Regions from separate parts of the Mus musculus genome. Here region 1 is linked to region 2. Evidence: chromatin loops called from intact Hi-C (ENCODE). Cell type or tissue: heart. All regions are shown on one strand. Links, peaks and the distances in the headings refer to the core of each region. The heading gives the core; the rest is flanking DNA.

What was found. Hi-C counts contacts between places; a loop is a spot of excess contacts. Peaks named below come from ENCODE experiments on the same cell type or tissue, not always from the same donor. Only the 100,000 strongest peaks of a DNase experiment are listed, where the experiment ranks them.
Region 1: it touches region 2 in a loop (5-fold over the local background); 2 of 42 quality-filtered maps call a loop at or near these places.

What each region holds. Positions count from the first base shown.
Region 1 is chr8:128,105,344-128,113,972 of GRCm38, forward strand. No RefSeq gene overlaps it. Among named protein-coding and RNA genes, the nearest start is that of Mir21c, 170 kb to the right of the region's middle. In heart, for the core only: no CTCF peak of the experiment used is centred there; DNase peaks (open chromatin) are centred at 3,908 and 8,048; H3K27ac peaks cover 1,293 bases.
Region 2 is chr8:128,021,145-128,029,773 of GRCm38, forward strand. No RefSeq gene overlaps it. Among named protein-coding and RNA genes, the nearest start is that of Gm32590, 220 kb to the left of the region's middle. In heart, for the core only: no CTCF peak of the experiment used is centred there; a DNase peak (open chromatin) is centred at 4,267; H3K27ac peaks cover 1,920 bases.

The sequences.
Region 1 (8,629 bases), core at 268-8,267, 84 kb after region 2:
CCCTGTTGTTTTAGTTTTCTTGAGACAGGTCTCATATAGTCCCCATTGGCCTCAAACTCACTATATGAGGATAAGGGTCGTCTTGTACTTCTGATACATTTTTATTTTTAAGCTTTTGTTGTTGTTTGCCTGATTGTTTTTAAAGACAAAGTCTCACTCAGTTGCCTATCTGTGCTGGAACTTACTGTATTTAACCCACAGTAATTTCTGTTGTCTCAGCCTGGGATTAAAGGTGTCAGGTAAAAAGCCTTGCATCTTTGCATTTTTGAAACTATGCTACAGTAGCCCTTCCTCAAAGTAAGGCAATTTTTCTGTGGGAAGAATCATGCCCAGGCCAAGTACTGATACTTTGAATTCTAACTCCCTAGATTTCCACATGATTGTCAGAAGACAAAGTATAGAAGAAAGGATTAGAAATTTTAAAGTCCAATTCTAATATATTTTTCATTACCTCTAATGAGTTCACTCCTGTGTGTTTTGTGCCCATTATATGGCTAAAAACAGCAAAAGCCAGAAAAAAATCCCAGCAAAGAAAGGGGAAGTGGGTATAAAGACCAATCCTCTACCAAGAAGCTCTCTACAATACAATACATGCTGGGAGCAGGAAAGTCAGTCAGCCATACTGCTCAGGAGTGGCTCTGGCCAACATAAAATAGACTCCATGATTTTTGTGTGCTTTTGTTTTGGTATTTTTGTCTTTTGACTTTGGTTATTTGCTTTCATTCCTTTTTCTTTTCTTTCCTTGGGAGGGAGGGAGAGAGAGAGAGAGGGAGAGAGAGGAAGGGAGGGAGAGAGAGAGGGAGGGAGGGAGAGAGAGGGAGGGAGGGAGAGAGAGAGGGAGAGGGAGGGAGAGAGAGGGAGAGAGGGAGAGAGGGAGAGAGAGAGAGAGAGAGAGAGAGAAAGAGAGAGAGAGAGAGAGAGAGAGAGAGAGAGAGAGAGAAATTTAAATGGATAGGGAGGTTGGGGGACCTGGGAGGAGTTAGGAGTGAAGGAAAAATATGATCACAGTATACTGTATGAAAAAAATAAGCCAATAAATACAAAAAAGGAAGGAAACTGGAGAAAAAGAAAAACTCTGGAAAGAAAAAGGTCCAGGTTGAGGAACATACCAGAGCTCAGAGACAGCAGGCTTCCTTTACCAAGACCCTCACACCTGTGCTCCCAGGCACCAGCCCTGCAGGAGGCTTGGAGTATTAACCCAGAACAACTGAGGTTCTCAGAGGAGGTGGGGAAAAACACTTGGGAAAACCTCTCTCCAGAACAGAAGTCTTATAAAATGCTACCAGAGGGCTTCAATATCCACTGTTTCAGAAAATAGCAGAATTTAGGTTCGGTATGTTGTGGCAATGTGGAGTCATAGTAGGAGGTCCTTACAAGCACACTGGAGCTCTACAAAGCCAGGCTGACTTGTCCTAGAGGCAGCTGTTCTTGCCTTTCAGAAAGTCTTGGGATCAACCTAAGAGTTGGGCCAGCTTCCCTTCTCTTTCCGATATATTGTCTTTCTTAACTTGAACAAAAAGACTTGTGTAGTATATATGTGGTATATGTGGGTAAGCATAAGCAACATGAGCTGTCAGCTTCCTTCCCAGACACCTAGGAAGTCATTTGTAAGTTTTATAGAGGACAACATTTTATATGATATAAAATAAGGTAATAAAATAATATCAAGTTAAATTAAACCAGGCTGAACGTAATCCAGAGATACAAAGACCGGTAGTATTTGAGTGAGAAAATAAATGGGCAAAGAATAGGTTTCAAGCACAAACCAGATCACTCTGGACCCTTCTAATCTAATTAAAAACCTTTCAGCCAGGCTCTGTTAGTTTGGTTTTCCATGCTTTTCCACCCGAATGTTGTGGTTCTGGGAAGCCCGAGGCCGTCTGATGCTCTGAGTGATAGAGACCTGCTAATGCGGTTCCTGGAAGGAATGATGGCTTTTCTCTGTGTGCAGTTTCTACTCCAGCCCACCTGAAACCACTCCCCATGCTTGTTATAGATCTTGGCTTAAAAGCCATTTCCCATCCCCTGAAGTGCAGCCATCACTCCTGGGACTATTTATGTCTGAAATTTATGAGCGGATGCGTCTCCACATTGTATCTGGTGGAGACCTTAAGGTTGCATTTGTGAATCCTCTTTCATTAAAACAGAGACATAATGATGGTCATACATTGCAGGGAAATCAAGCTGATCTTCCCCACAAAACTACCTCCATATTTGCTTCCTCTCTGTGTTCAGATTTCCATAGTGGCAGCCATAGTATTATTTTAACAGTTATAATTCTCAATCACGTGTTTCTCCTTGTCACTCACTTTTCTTAGTGATCACATGTTAATCTGTTGTACAATGTCCAACACTATACATTTTGCAATACATTGCCACAGGCAGACTGCATCTTGCTGTTTCTTCATTCATACATTCATAATAATTCATAATGCGAAGCAATACAAAACCTGGCTACATGCTTGTGCGTTATGAATTATTTTCTCAGGAGAGAGGCTCTAGAATGGAGCCTCTGGGTTTCTCTGTCTGTTGTTTGTCACATTAGTTGCTTTTCCCAAAAGGGTTGAGATGGATCCCGGCAGTGATAATATAATGCCAGCAATAATACAGCAATAACGCCGTTCTCAGTGACTTTTTGATACTATGTTTTTTTGCTAATTCAGATAAAATAGCTCCTCCACTTTGCTTTAGTATGTGTTTCTGTTTCTGCATGTGAAGGCAGAAGTTATTTCCCAATGTTTGCTCTTTGCATTTCCTCTTGTACCAATTATTAGAGCGACATATTTTTTTTTTAGATTTTATTATTTATTTTATATGTAAGTACACTGTCATTGTCTTCAGACACACCAGGGGAGGGAGTCAGATGTCATTAAGGATGGTTGTAAGCCACCATGTGGTTGCTGGGATTTGAACTCAGAACCTTCGGAAGAGCAGTCAGTGCTCTTAACCGCTGAGCCATCTCTCCAGCCCCCTAGAGCGACATATTTTATCATTTCTCGATGCCCTACATCCATCAGATTTTTAATGGGGTTTAGAAATCAGTGCAGCCAATAAGGTGTCAGGGATCAACCTGATCTTGCCATTATCCTCAGCAGGGTTTGGCAATGTTATTCTTCACCCATTCTCAGACATTACCAAGGAGCTGTTGTTTGGTTTCTGCTTTAGCACACATATGTGGTCCATATTCCATTGCACTGTGGTGAAAGTCAGCAGCAGCAGCAGCCCAAGTCAGTAACTCAAAGTTAGCAGCCGACTAACCAGTGCTTGTTATGTAAGCAGGGCATCAACAATAGCACCAGTTACCTTTACAGAAGCAAACGCTTGGGCTAGGGATGTTGCTCATTTGGTAGAGTGCCTCTTGTGCATGAAGTCCTGGGCTCATCCGCAGCACTTCGTAAACGTCACATAGTGGCAAATACCTGTGATCCCAGCATGAAGGAGGTAAAGGCAGGAGGATCAGAAGTTCAAAGTCATCCTCAGCTAGATAGTGAGTGTCATCCTGGAGTACTAAAAATAAAATCTTTTAAGAAAAGCAAGCATACTATTTACTTTCATAAGATACTGATATCCATCACAATCATATTTTTAATCGCTGTTTATTTGCTTTATCTTCTTAGGAAACAAAAAAACAAAAAGGACCAAAACAAGTGTGTGTGTATGTATATGTGTGTGTGTTTATAATTATCTTTCTTGAGATTAGGGTTTTATTAATCTTGTTTTACACTTCCGAGCCTGGAACAGCAGGTAGACTCCAAGGAGGGTCTGCTGTCTTCAATAGCAACTGCAGCAAGTTCTTCTGAGTCTGGAGCATTCTCTGCTGGACTCTGCTGAAAAGGCTCACTGGAGTCTGAGAGGAGAGGAGAGAGAGCGTGCAGGCTGCCACCCCACTCTCTGAGAGTCACAACTCTCTTGTTATATAATTTCCCTCCATATCCTAAAAAAAGCCATTCCCTTGATAAAACATGCCCTTCTGTACCCTGTCCTCACAAAGCCTTTTCCTTCAGACCAAAGGCTGTGATTGCCATGGTTACCCAATGCTAGTAAGTAAGCAAGGGTACACTGGGTCCCCAGCTCATGCTACCCCGACTCCCATCAAGCCATAATCAGGACAATTTTCAAACATTGTGACCCTTGTCACCTATTCCTTTTTCTCAAGTGCCTGCTACCCTTCTAGGTTAAGTACTGAGCAGTGTGAACATAGGCTGAATTGGAAATGGAGGCAGAGCTGTGGAACATAACTGGGGGTGCTCCCACCTTGCTCATCAGGAGGGCAGTTGAGTCCAGAGTTCATCCTAGAGGCCTACTGCTGTCCCTGGGAATGAAGTGCTTTAAATTCTCCCAGGAATAGATGTAGTCTGATGATGATGCTTTTACTAGGAGCCTTGACCAAGGGGAGGATCTAAAGGACATATTAACATGATTCATCTTCAGGCTCCTTACCTTAGACCCTCTTCCTTTTATATCCTGAAGGTTTGTAACTATTGCCCATTGCTATGACCAAAAGTAGTGTAAGGTAGAAAGGGTTGGGTTTTGGCTCAGAGTTTGAGAGTGTGGTCCATCATGGTGGAGAGGGCACAGCAGCAGGATCCTGAGACAGCTGCCACACTGCATCCATACAAGAGAGAAGAATGCTGGTTCCCAGCTAGCTTCCTCCTATTCATTCAACTCCAGCTCATGCTGTGTTACTCACATTCAGGGCTTGTTCCCTCCTCCTTTCGGCTTCTCTGGAAACATAGGCACAGAAACACTCAGGGTTCTGTTTTTCAGGTGACCCAAAATTCAGTCAGGCTGACAGCAAAGATTCACCAAAACAAAGACAAACATTATTTTTCATAGAAAACCGTTCCCTTCCTAAATTTACGTTACTTCAACTCAAAGTGCACTGTTTGACCTTATCATGTCTGAGTTAGACAGTGAGATCTCCTGCCTCAGCTCTCTCCTGGATTTTGCTTATACCAAAGCTATCCTTCCCTGGGCCCATCTCTTCAGACTATTCTCAGACAATTGACTACCTGGTTCCATATATAGAACCAAGACTTTGACTAGACAGTGCACCATACTACACCTCTGCTCTAACTGGCTGTATTAGTTGTTTATCTCATTGCTGTAACCAAACACCTGACAGGAAACAGCAGGATAGAATGATTTATTCTGGCTCACAGTTTAAGAAAGAAATCAGTCCATCATGGCAGGGAAGACTGGGTAGGGGAGTAAGGTATGTGATTATATTAAACTGACAGGAAGATGTGAGGCTGAGACATAAAATCTCAAGGCCTGCCTCCAGTGACTCAATACCTTTAGGAATGCTATACCTCCTATGGAGCCACAACCAGAAACCTTTGGACCATCAGGTAAGGATCAAGTGTTCAAACATAGGAGTCTACAGAGGGTATTTCACATTCAAATGACACCTTGATTTGATATGATATAATTCTTTAATTCAAAGCCATGAATCTCAATATTTTAGAAAGGTGGTTGGGAGGGGAAGGGAGAGAATCTACCCTTCTGTCTTGTCAAAACCCTGCCATTCCTCTTAGTACTGCTGCTCAGATGGCAGTTAGGATAGCTGATTAACACACACACACACACACACACACACACACAGAGAGAGAGAGAGAGAGAGAGAGAGAGAGAGAGAGAGAGACTTGTTATAAGTTGTAACTGTATGGACACAAAGAAAAATCTGCAGAAATTCATTGTTTGGACACACAATAAAATAATTCCTATTAAAACATACAAAATTAGACATGTTTCAAATGCTCAAGCCATGTGGTATCAAGGCTGGACACATCTAATGCTCAGCTTGAGAACCAGGGTCAGAGGATCTGGGCTTTAGGAAAAGCTCTGTAGCAACTGCAGACATCCTTCTGCTGGTCTTCTACACAAGAGAGAAAATGTGAATAGGAATAGGCAGTTTGTCCTTGGCACCAGGCAGTTCTCAGTTTCAGTTCTGACTTTGGTTCTGTCATATTTAGTGCGTGGCTTTCCTTGGTCAGGTAGTTTCACAGCTTCCACTTTCCATCCCATAGCTTTAACTTTCATTATCTGTAAAACGGAAGCAACATGGATGGGGGAGGGGGTGGAGAGGGGGGGTACAGAGGCAAGGAGAGCTCAATTGGCAAAGTGATTGTCTTGTATGCCTGAAGACTGGAGATTGGTCTTCCAAACCCACGTAAAATGTTGAATGTGGAGTGTACAATTATATTCACAAGACTGGGAATCTGGAAACAGAGGGATCTCTGGGACTCACCCACCAAACAACCTTTCCTTGTTAGCAAGCTCCAGATCCCAGTATGAGATGGTCTCAACAGTAAAGGTAGATGGCATCTAAGGAAAGACATGTGAGTTTGTTTTCTAGCCTTAACACACAGATACACACACATATACAAACACACACAGACACACACAGACAAACACAAACATACACAGATATACACACATACACACACATACACACACAGACACACACAGATGTGCACACATACTTATGCACCAGCACACATGTACACACAAAACAGAGGTAATAAAGCAGGCCTTCTTTGAAATACACCTAGTATGACAAATTCATAAGTGTTCAATAAATGCTATTACTTTAAAATTAATAAATATTGTAAGTAGTTGAATGTAGTGGTACACACCCATAATTCTAGCATTTGTGGAGATGAGAAATGATTATTTTGAGTTCAAGACCATTTTGGATTGCATTCTCTCTCTCTCCATATATATGTATGCATATATATATATATATATATATATACATATATACAGTGTGTCTACATATATAAGTACATCTATTTACATATTAATATATAGCATTATGTGTATAATTATATTAAATAGTTTAATGGCATTTAGAATGCCTTTCTTTCTCAATCTATTCGTAGACCCAGAAGGTTAAAAAAAAACTATAAAAGTTTCTAATGTTGGGAGCCAATGAAGTCCTGAGTAAATAAATGTGTTTTGCTAACATGAGCATGGCCATGTCAAGAACCCAGTGTCTCAGACCCATGGGACTAGTAAGGCCTTCCTTCCCTGGGTCAGGATCAGAGGGAATAACAACGTTTTCCTCTTGTCCCAATTTAGATGTTATGAATGACTGATTTTTATCTAAAACCAGTGAACGCAGAAACTATCAACTACAGCTTTCTCCTCCCAAGTGACTGTAACTTGGAACTGCCCCCCTAAGAGACCTCTTACTGAGATTAGCTACATTTCTCCCCTTCCCTGCTGCATGCAGTAAACCTGCCTTTTAGCTCTGGTAATTGGACTGAGTTTCTGGATTACTGGTACATCCCCATCAGTTGCATGGCACACCCAATCCCAGAGTTTCTCTATATAGGTCCGTGTCTAACCTTCCTTCAGTCCCTTGTAGCCCCAAGCAGGATCAATCCCTAAGCTATGCAGGTCAAGGCATTCTATTTATGGCTACACATTTGTCTTTTACTCATTTCCCTTAAATGATGGGCAGTATCTTTACCCAAATAGCTAAATCAACCGGTTCCCTTCCTGATCTGCCTCCAAGCAAGAACACTCTGCAGGAGGAGGGAAACTGCACATTTCTCAGTGTTGTTTCCCAAATGAGCAGTGTCAGATGCAGAATCCACCTTTCTGATGATGACCTTGCCCAGTGAAAATTAAAGACTCATTCATCTAGAGACAGCCAAATGTAAAACTACACTTGTAAAATAACACCTGCCAAGTTACTGCCCTTCAGCGACTTGGCAAACAGTAAGCGGATGAACTCAGAACACTTAGGGATTCAGGCTTTCAGAAGCCATCATCCAAGGTGGTACATGGATCTTTCTGAAAGGAACTTCCTGCTGGATTTCTTTGCTGTGGTTTCCTTCCCACGCACCTGAAGCTCATGAAAGCAAAGAGTACATCTATCATGCAAAGTGGGACTTGTCTGAAATAACTGGAATGAAACCAAAGTTGAATGCTAGGAATGCTCACCACAGATACTGAGCATGGACCCAGGAGATGACTCATTAATATCTGGCACTGGCTCACAGAGGGTCAGAGACAAATCTCATACTCACAGCCTCTGTGCCAAGTCCTGATTGCAGGGTGTTCACTGACAGCCTTCAGCAGCCTCACCAATCTGACTGGAGCCAAAGGTTCCAGCCAGCAAGGTCAGTATGTCCTTCCCTATGTTGCTTTGTCAAGACTCAGAGTGAAGATGACTGGAAATGCTTAGCTAATTGAAAAAAATTCTTTTTATGAGTGTCTGTGGAGGGGGTGGGTCATGTCTGTGTATGGGTGACCTGTTCTATGTGTTTGTGTGTGTATGTGATTGTCAACTTTGGCTGTTGCCTCTATTTTTCTAGACAAGGCCTAGACATCACCAAGTAAGCTGAGCTGGCTGACCCAGGGATCCTACTGTGTTCACCTACTCAGCATTGGGGTTACAGCTGTGTACCTTATGTCTGTTTTTTGTTTGTTTATTTTTACAAGAGTTCTAGGGGGTTTGAACCCAGGTCCTCATGCTTGTATGGTAAGCACTTTAATGACTAAGTCTGCTCTACAGTCTCACTTAGCTCGTATTTAGTGATCTTCTCCTTAAACTATATATACCTTGTATTTCCTATACGATATATAGGGCCCTGGAAACACAGAGCAGAGGTCTCAA
Region 2 (8,629 bases), core at 505-8,504:
CAGTCATGTGTGCTTCTTTCTCTTCCTCAGAAAAAAGGTTTCCAAGGGTGTCCTGTTGGTGGAGGGTATAACCTCCTCTGTGGAGTCTGCATGTACAGTAGGACTATTCTTTTTAGAGATACCCCATCAAGGACTCAGGATAGGATCCTCTGTGATCTTACAGAGACAGTAGACACAGGTCCCTACTGCCACCCATATCAGTTTGAGGAGTTCCCTTGTGCTTTTAAGGACTGTGCTGCACAGTTTTATGTCAACTTTACACAAACTGAAATCATCTGAGAAGAGGAAACTTCAAATTAAGAAAATGCTTCCATAAAATTGGCATGCAGGTTTGCCAGGCCAGTTGGTAGTGGCATATACCTTTGATCTCAGTGCTTAAGAGCAGTTGAATACCTATGAGATTGAGGCTACCCTGGTCTGTGGAACAAGTTCCAGGATAGCTAGAGCTACATAAAGCAATCCTCTCTCGGAAAACAACAAAAACAAAAACAAAAACAAAAAGAGACCAGGCTATCTGCCCATAAGCTTGTAGAGCATTTTTAAAATTAGTGATTGGAGGGGGAGGGTCTAGCCCATTATGGGTGGTGCCATCCATGGGCTGGTAGTCCTGGGTTCTATAAGAAGGTAGGTAAGCAGGCCACGGAAAGCCTCTAGGGTCTATCAGCTCCTGCCTCCAGATTCCTGTCCTGTGTGAGTTCTTGCCCTCACTGCTTTTGATAATGAACTGCTATATAGAAATGTGAGCTAAATAAGCCCTGTCCTTCCCAAATTGCTTTTGGTTATGGTGTTCTAGCACATCAACAGCAACTCTAACTAAGACAGGGACTTCAACTAAAGCTAAACTAGGATTTGCAGCTTTAATACTGGAAAGAATCTCAAGATTCTTTAATAATAATAGCCAGTGTGAAGCAGAGTCGGCATTCGATCAAGATATTTGAGTTTAAACGTAAAACAATGATTGTGAGAAAGATACTCAGAAGGAAAGACTCATCCAAAGGCATGAGTGTAGGTTTGGTCATATACAACATTTTGGTGTGTTTTTGGAGCTATCTTCTGGGGGATTTCTAAGGAACCTAAGTGAGATGGCAGGGTAGCTCCAAGTAGCACCAGACTGCATTACAATTGAAAAGGAAAACTCTAGATCATAAAGGTGCAGGAAGATAGTGTGGGAGCAGGAGTTAGACTCCATGATAAACAGATAGACAGGGAAGGGGCACATGACTAGGTAATAAAGATGGTGAACTTCCAAGATGGTTGGTTTCTTCCTTATCCTCCACAGTCCTTGAAGGCTATTTCTCCTGACGGTAGGGTCCCTGTTGGTTGTGGTTCAGTGTTCCACCTCGCCACTGGCTGGTGTGTGTGAACACCACTGGGGCAGCGGAAATGCAAGGGTACTAGGCTACACTCCATCCTCTCCACCAAGGTGCTGTCAGGCCCCCGGAGCGCCAGCACCTGCTCAGGAAAGGTGGAAGGCAGCCTAAGAGGGGAGCCTCAGCCCAGGTGAGAAACAGAACAGGCTGAGGGGGTTCCAAACTCCCGGGACACGGCTGGGAACCATGAGGAGTTAGGAACGGACCTCTGCATGCCAGCGATGAGCCCGGGGCAGGGGTGGTTGTGGTGGGGAATCCAGCTTAGTTCAGGGCTGAGTGTCCGAGGGATCTTCTGTGGGAGACTTAGGCAGTAACAAAGGCTCCCCCCCCCCACCCCCGGCAATTCTAAATGAGAAAGACAGGTCTTGATTGTCTAAACTGTTTATTCATGATGAAAATGGTGCATACAGCTTACTCAGGGTGGGCCAGAGATTAAATATCTTTTGTAGGAAGGAATGTCCGAAAAGGGAAGCTATTTGGCTAAACTCTTGGGTGGGTTATCTAGGTATCTCATTAGCACGGAGAACTCTAGGCTCTATGCTACATGACTAGTCCTTATGTTGGGTGTTGCGGTTGGAAGCAAATTCGAATGCCTACCATTCTCAATTATGAGAACTACCAGGGTTTCTTAATCTGCTCAACCTACCCAGTTTTTTGTCTACTTGTTCCACAGATGGTGGGTTGGATTAGCAAGTTAAAGGTCAGGTCTGGACGTGTTTACAGAACTCTTGTGGGCTAATCAACCATCCTGTCCTTCTTTAAACTGACCAACCCTAAATTAGGGAAGAAAACTCTTTAGAGACTTTAAAAAACTCCCAGTTCTCAAGGAGAGAAGCTGGGCTTTGGCTTCCTGTGTCCCCCTTTACTTCTTGCAGTCTCCTCTCTCTCTCTCTCTCTCTCTCTCTCTCTCTCTCTCTCTCTCTCTCTGTGTGTGTGTGTGTGTGTGTGTGTGTTTGTATCTGTGTGTGTGTCTGTGTGTGTGTACTCGTGCACGCACGTGTGCTGTGTGTGTCTGCTGCATGCGTGTGTTTTCTCACTCTTGATGAAACCCTCTCTTCAGCTGCTGATTCTGTGTGTTCCTGTTTGCTGTGTTCATGATATCCCTGGCTGTAACCTGTTGTGCTCAAGATTTTTATTGCCTTTTAATTTTTTTAACAGAATTCTTTAGCAGAGAGAAGGAACCCTGATGAGGACCCCTAGCTGGAACATCAGGACATCTTTACCATAAACAAAGTCAACAGTCTTGTTTGAGATTCCCAGGAAATTACTGGGAACACCATGGGAGACCTTGAGGACTCTGTAGCTAAGGACGAGTCAGGGAAAAAAGTTAGCTAATGGGTCATCCATAAAAACAACACAGAAAGGAATCCCAGCCCTTCATGCTCCCTCTGCTGCTTCTCCCTACCCAGAGCAAAGATTCAGGGAAACCTCAGTTAAAATCAAAGAACAAGGAAGAAATGTGTGCTCGAGCCCCTATCTCAGAAATTAAAGCCACAGCCACAGTTAAGTTTTCATTTGATCTTCCAGACTGTTCAGATGAGCATCAGTGTTACCAGAAAAGGGTCTGTGGTCAACAGAGCAAGAATACATTCTACCCAGGAGACAGGATCAGGGTCAAGCTCATAGGAACTGTTGCTTGGGTCTGGTGGCATCATGCGTGAGAGAAATGTAAAGGCAAGCTGCCCTGACAAAGGAAAGGACCAAAAAAAAAAGTTTTCCTACTAACTTTTATGTGCATTCATATTTGTGTGTGCACATGGCAGGATGGAAGCAGACAGATTTGGAGGATCCAGAAGACCCCTCGGGTGCTGTATTGTATGCCTTGCTTTTTTTTTGAGACAATCTTTGTGAGAATTGCTGATTAGACTAGACTGACTGGCCTAAGAGTGTGAAGGATCTTCTTGTCTCTCTCTAGTGCTGGGATCACAAGCACACACTACCATATCCAGCTTTTTATTCACATTTGGCTGCTATGGATTGAACTCAACTTCTGTCTGCAGAGCAAGCACTTTACTGTCGCCTCAGACCTTCCCTAGTATCTTGGATAAAAGTTCTCAAATAACTAACTCTCCTGGGTTAAAATATTACAGTTTTTAATAACAAAACATTAAAATGATAGGGTTAGTGTCTAAAATGACTATGATGCAGAATGACGAATACCCATAAGCCAGCATGCTTGCTGAGTTAACTAATTCTATCCCCCTACCTCACATTGCAAAGAGCTGACCCTGAAGGTGAGATGCTTGCTCTCCAGGGATCTCAGCTGCCTATAGTTAGGGGAAAGTGGCTAAAAGGAGCAGAAGAAGGGACTAAGGAAAGCTGAGTGCTTACCAGGGAAGACTGGATGGACTGCCCAAGGCAGGGGGGGGGGGCGGGGGGGGGGGCGGCTGGTCCTTCTTCTTGTAGCCAATGTGAGAAACAGAATTATAAGAGACCCAGACTCCCCTGCCCCCACCCTGATATCCTAAGAATAGGCCAAAAGAAAAGGGCATGAAATGGTGTTACTGGGAGAAGTGCCAAGACAAAGAGATATTCAGATTTCTGGGGACAAAGGCCATGTGAAAGGAATTTTCCTTTCAACACACAGACACACACAGAGAGACATAAACACACAGAGATACACACACATACACACACACACACACACACACAGAGAGAGAGAGAGAGAGAGAGAGAGAGAGAGAGAGAGAGAACACTGTGTGGCTGGCAGAATGAAATGAATTAGCTGCACTGCATCAACTTCAAATTAAAATAATTTCAAATGTAGCAAAAGAGAACGTGGCAGCGGGCCACCGTCTTAAACAGAACACATGGACAGGGCCTGGGAATGGAAAGCAGAGCCATTCCAAGTGAACCCAGAACACGGAGCAGGGGCTGGAAGAGCCAGTCCAGGCTGCAAGCAGCTGGGAGCTAAATGTTTCCTCCTGGGCCACAGAGAAGGGAGGGGTGTGGGGACTGGAGAGGAATGGAAGCCAAACCATCCATAGGGCTGGTACAGGGCCAGATGGCCACCAACCAGAGACATTGGTTCTTGTGACTCGGGTCACTGGGCAGGAGGGGCCTGAGATCTTGACATAGGGTAAAAGACCCAGAAGAAGAGCAGACCCTGGGCTGAGAGCTTCTACAGCCTCCAGGGGTCTGCACCCTGGATGCCAAAGCTCCCCGGACAGGAAATGAGTGAGACTCCATTAGATTCCAGAGGAAACCTCAGACTCTGGCAACAATAGCAAGAAAGAAGGCTGGGCACAGCAGTTTGTTTAATGTGGATCTGTAAAGGTCAGGGTTAAATGTTTGTGAAAGTTCTCCAACAGGGTTGCACACATAGACCTTTGGGGACGGAGGGAAGACATTGCCTCATGCACAGCCCAGGCACCCAAAATGACTTATATCTAGAAGACTGTGACCCTTGCTGTACAGAAGGACCTATGGCCGTCCACACTCAGAAGGAAAAAGAGATCTTTGGTATTGTTTTATAATCCAGGGACAATTTTCACAGTGATGCAGAGAAAGACCAAGGGTTTAAGGCCAGAGCTGAGGAGATAAAATGAGTGTTATGAAAGCATGAGAACCTTGTGTCCACATTAAATAAAAATAAAAGGAGCAGGAGGAAGAGGAATAGGAGGCGATGGAAAGGAGGAAGAGGAAGATATAAGGGCAGAGGCCAGCATTATCATAATCCCAGGACTGGGACAGGAGGGTCCTTGGGGCTCCTCTTTGTCTGTGAGGATATTTCCAGAGAGGTCTCACTAAGGAAGGAAAATGTCTGGTCTAGCCAATTGGAAAGCTCTAGGTTTAGATGATGCATAGATAAAGAAATAGATAGATAGATAGATAGATAGATAGATAGATAGATAGATAGATAGATGGTCAAAGAGCTGAAGCAATGTCTCTGCTGTCAAGAGAGCTTGCTGCTCTTGCGGAGAACCTGCTATTACTTGCACTCACATCAGATGGCTCACAACCATCTATAACACCAGTTCCATGGGATCTGATACTCAATACTGGTCTCTAAGGATCCCTATACACATCATGTGTTTCATGTACAGACTTGAAGACACACACACACACATACACATAAGATAAAAATTAAACAATAAAGAGTACTTAAGAACTTTACCTGATGTTGACCTCTGGCCTTTACATATGTGCACACACAGGTACACAGACACATTTACTTGGGTATATACAAACACAGATATACACATACATACATACATACATACATATATACATACACACATGATGCATGCATACATATATACATACACATCAAAATGAGTTTTCAAAAATAAGTTCCAAGTTAGCCTGGGCTACACAGTGACAGCCTATCTCAAAAACTGAATTAAATAAATGAATGAATGAATGGTATAGGATATTAATTTTATTTGGTCAAGGTTACCTTATCTTATTTTGAATTTTAAAAAAATCTACTTCAAAATATATTCACAGTACCTGGCATCTTACTCACATAATCCTGATCTGATAATTTCTCAGTAAATGGCCGCTATTCCATATCACTGTGAGTCCAGCCTGCCCTTCATAGACTTGTGTTCCCTTCTGTGGAACCAATCAAGCTAGGCTAAGAATATTTGAAGAAACAATCGTGTCTGTCCTGAATTATATTCCTTTGCTGATTGCATAAGCAATACAGCAGTATGGAAACAAGGCATGCATGCTAAATTGGCTGCTCTCAGTCACTTTGAGATTTAAATACACAGAAGATGTGCAGAGGTTACATGCTGCTTTAGTGAGTTTCTCTGCTGCTGGGATAAATCACTCTGAGCAAAAGGATTTGGACAGGAAAAAAGTTGTTTTTTGTTATTTTGTTCTGTTTTTTTTGTTGTTGTTGTTTTGTTTTGTTTTAATTTTACACTTCCAGGTCACTATCTATCACTGGGGAAGTCAGGGCAGGAAATCCAGCAGGAATTGGAAGAGTTCATGGAGAAACACTGTTTAATGCCTTGCTCCCTCTAGCTCATGCCCAGCCTACTTTCTCATACAACCAGGACCACTTTCTCAGGGGTGGCACCTCTCACAGTAGACTGGGCCCTCCCACATCAATCAATAGTCAAGACAATCTCCCACAGACATGGCCACAGGCCAATGTGATCTAGACAACTCCTTAATTGAGACTCCCTTTTCCCAGGTGACTCTTGATTGTATAAGTTAACAATAAAACCTAAGTAGGATAGATGTTAATACCATGTCCCTGTAAAAGAAAATTTTATTACAATAAATCAGTGTGTGTGCGAGTGCATGTGTATGCACATGTGTGACAGTCACAAGACTGCTTAAGGTTCTCTCCTTTCACTGTATGGATTCTAGGAATCAAACTCAGGTCACTAGGCTTGGCAGCAAGTGTCTTTTACCAGTTGAACCATCTCACTGGCCCCTATTTCTCTTTTTAATCACTGGTGTGTGTGTGTGCATATATGTATGTGTGTATATTCATTGGTGGACAGTACTGAATTTCACATATATGTATGTGTGTATATTCATTGGTGGACAGTACTGAATTTCATAGATACTTTCACACACATTGATAGTGTCCTTTGACCACGTTACCCACGTGTTTTCATACAAATTTAGTGTCCTAGGACCACGTTACCCACATGTGCATGACCTTTATTTTTCTCTTCCTGTTGAGTCTCCTTCTCTCAGACCACTTCACTTCTACTTTCCTGTCATACACGTATCTATGATTTTGTGAGTGTTCATAATAGCTAGGATCCACTGAGACAAAACATGTAGTTGTATCTTTAAGCATCTAATTTAATTCATTTGACATGATAATCTCCAATTCCATTCAACTTCTTGCAAAAATAAGATGATTTCATTCTTCTTTGTGGCTGAATAAAATTCCATTATATCGATATGCCTTGTTTTCATTATCCAACCCTCTATCAGTGGCTGGGTTGAGTCCACAAGCTACCTGTTCTGAATAGCAGGCAATAGCATGGATATGCCAGTACCTCTGTGACATGCTGACTTTGAGTCCTTTGATAGATACATAGTAGGACCACTGGGTCACAGGGTAGACCTAGTTTAATTTTTTTGAGGATCTCCCATACTGACCTCCATAATGTCTAGACTGATTTACCCTTCTACCAGCAGTGTATATGGGTTCTCTTTTCTCTGCATCCTCACCAACCTTTGTTATTATCAGTTTTCTTAATGGTTGCCATTTTAACTGTGGTGAAAGGTAATCTCAATGTAGACTTAATTTGCATTTTCCCACTGGCTGGTTAAAGTTGAACGTCTTTTCATGTTTATTGTGCTATGTCTGTGATGATTAATTTTTATTGTCAACATGTAGAGATTTTAAAATCTCCATGGAAACACATCTCTGGGTTTGTCAGCAAGGGTGCTTCCACGGATGCTTAACTGAGGAGGAGAGACAAAAACCTGAATGTGAGAAGCAGCATTGCATAGGCTGGGGTGTTGGACTGAATAAGAAAGCATCCTGAGGGTCAGCTTTCTTTGCTGCTTCCCATCTGTGGTAGATGTGACCAGCTGCCCGAGACTCCTGCTGCTATGGTCTGCCCACTATGTATCTTAAGACTTAACACAAAATAGAACATTTCTTAAGTTGACTTTGTCAGTTATCATGTCAAATCAAGAAGAAAATTAGCTCATACAGTGCTTTCGTTTTTCTTTTTTTTTTTTTTCTTTTTCTTTCTTTCTTGTTTTTGGAAGGGACCATAAACGTTTTGATATCTAAAGGCATCTTAGATCCCCTTCCTCAAACCCAAGAAGCAAGTAAATCACTATTTCTTCTGAACACTCTTCAATCTCACAGGTGAAAATAATGCTCCAATAAACATCTTCATATGTAAATCTCTCCCCAATCTCCAATAAGCCCCCAAGGTACATTTCCATCTATTTCTATTCCTAACCACAATAAGTTGAAGTCTAACCCCCTTAAAGATGTTTGACAGTATTGCCAGCTTAACTCTAGGATGATATCAATACCTTTCCCAGCTATCCTCATTGGAACATTCCTGGAGCAACCTGTTGACCTTAGGTCATACTATCTGCATTTCTTTATCTGTCCTGCCACCTGTTCTGCATCTAAGCACTGGAGATCAGCTCTCAAACAACAGCAAGAGGACTGGCTGTTCTCAAGGTACATAAAGCCTAAGGGAAGACAGACACACAGATACACATCATGACATTCAGGGAATAACATTAGAATAAAGTAGGCTAAAGATGCTGTTTTGATGAGAATGTAATCTATCTAATCTGGCTAGAAAAATGAA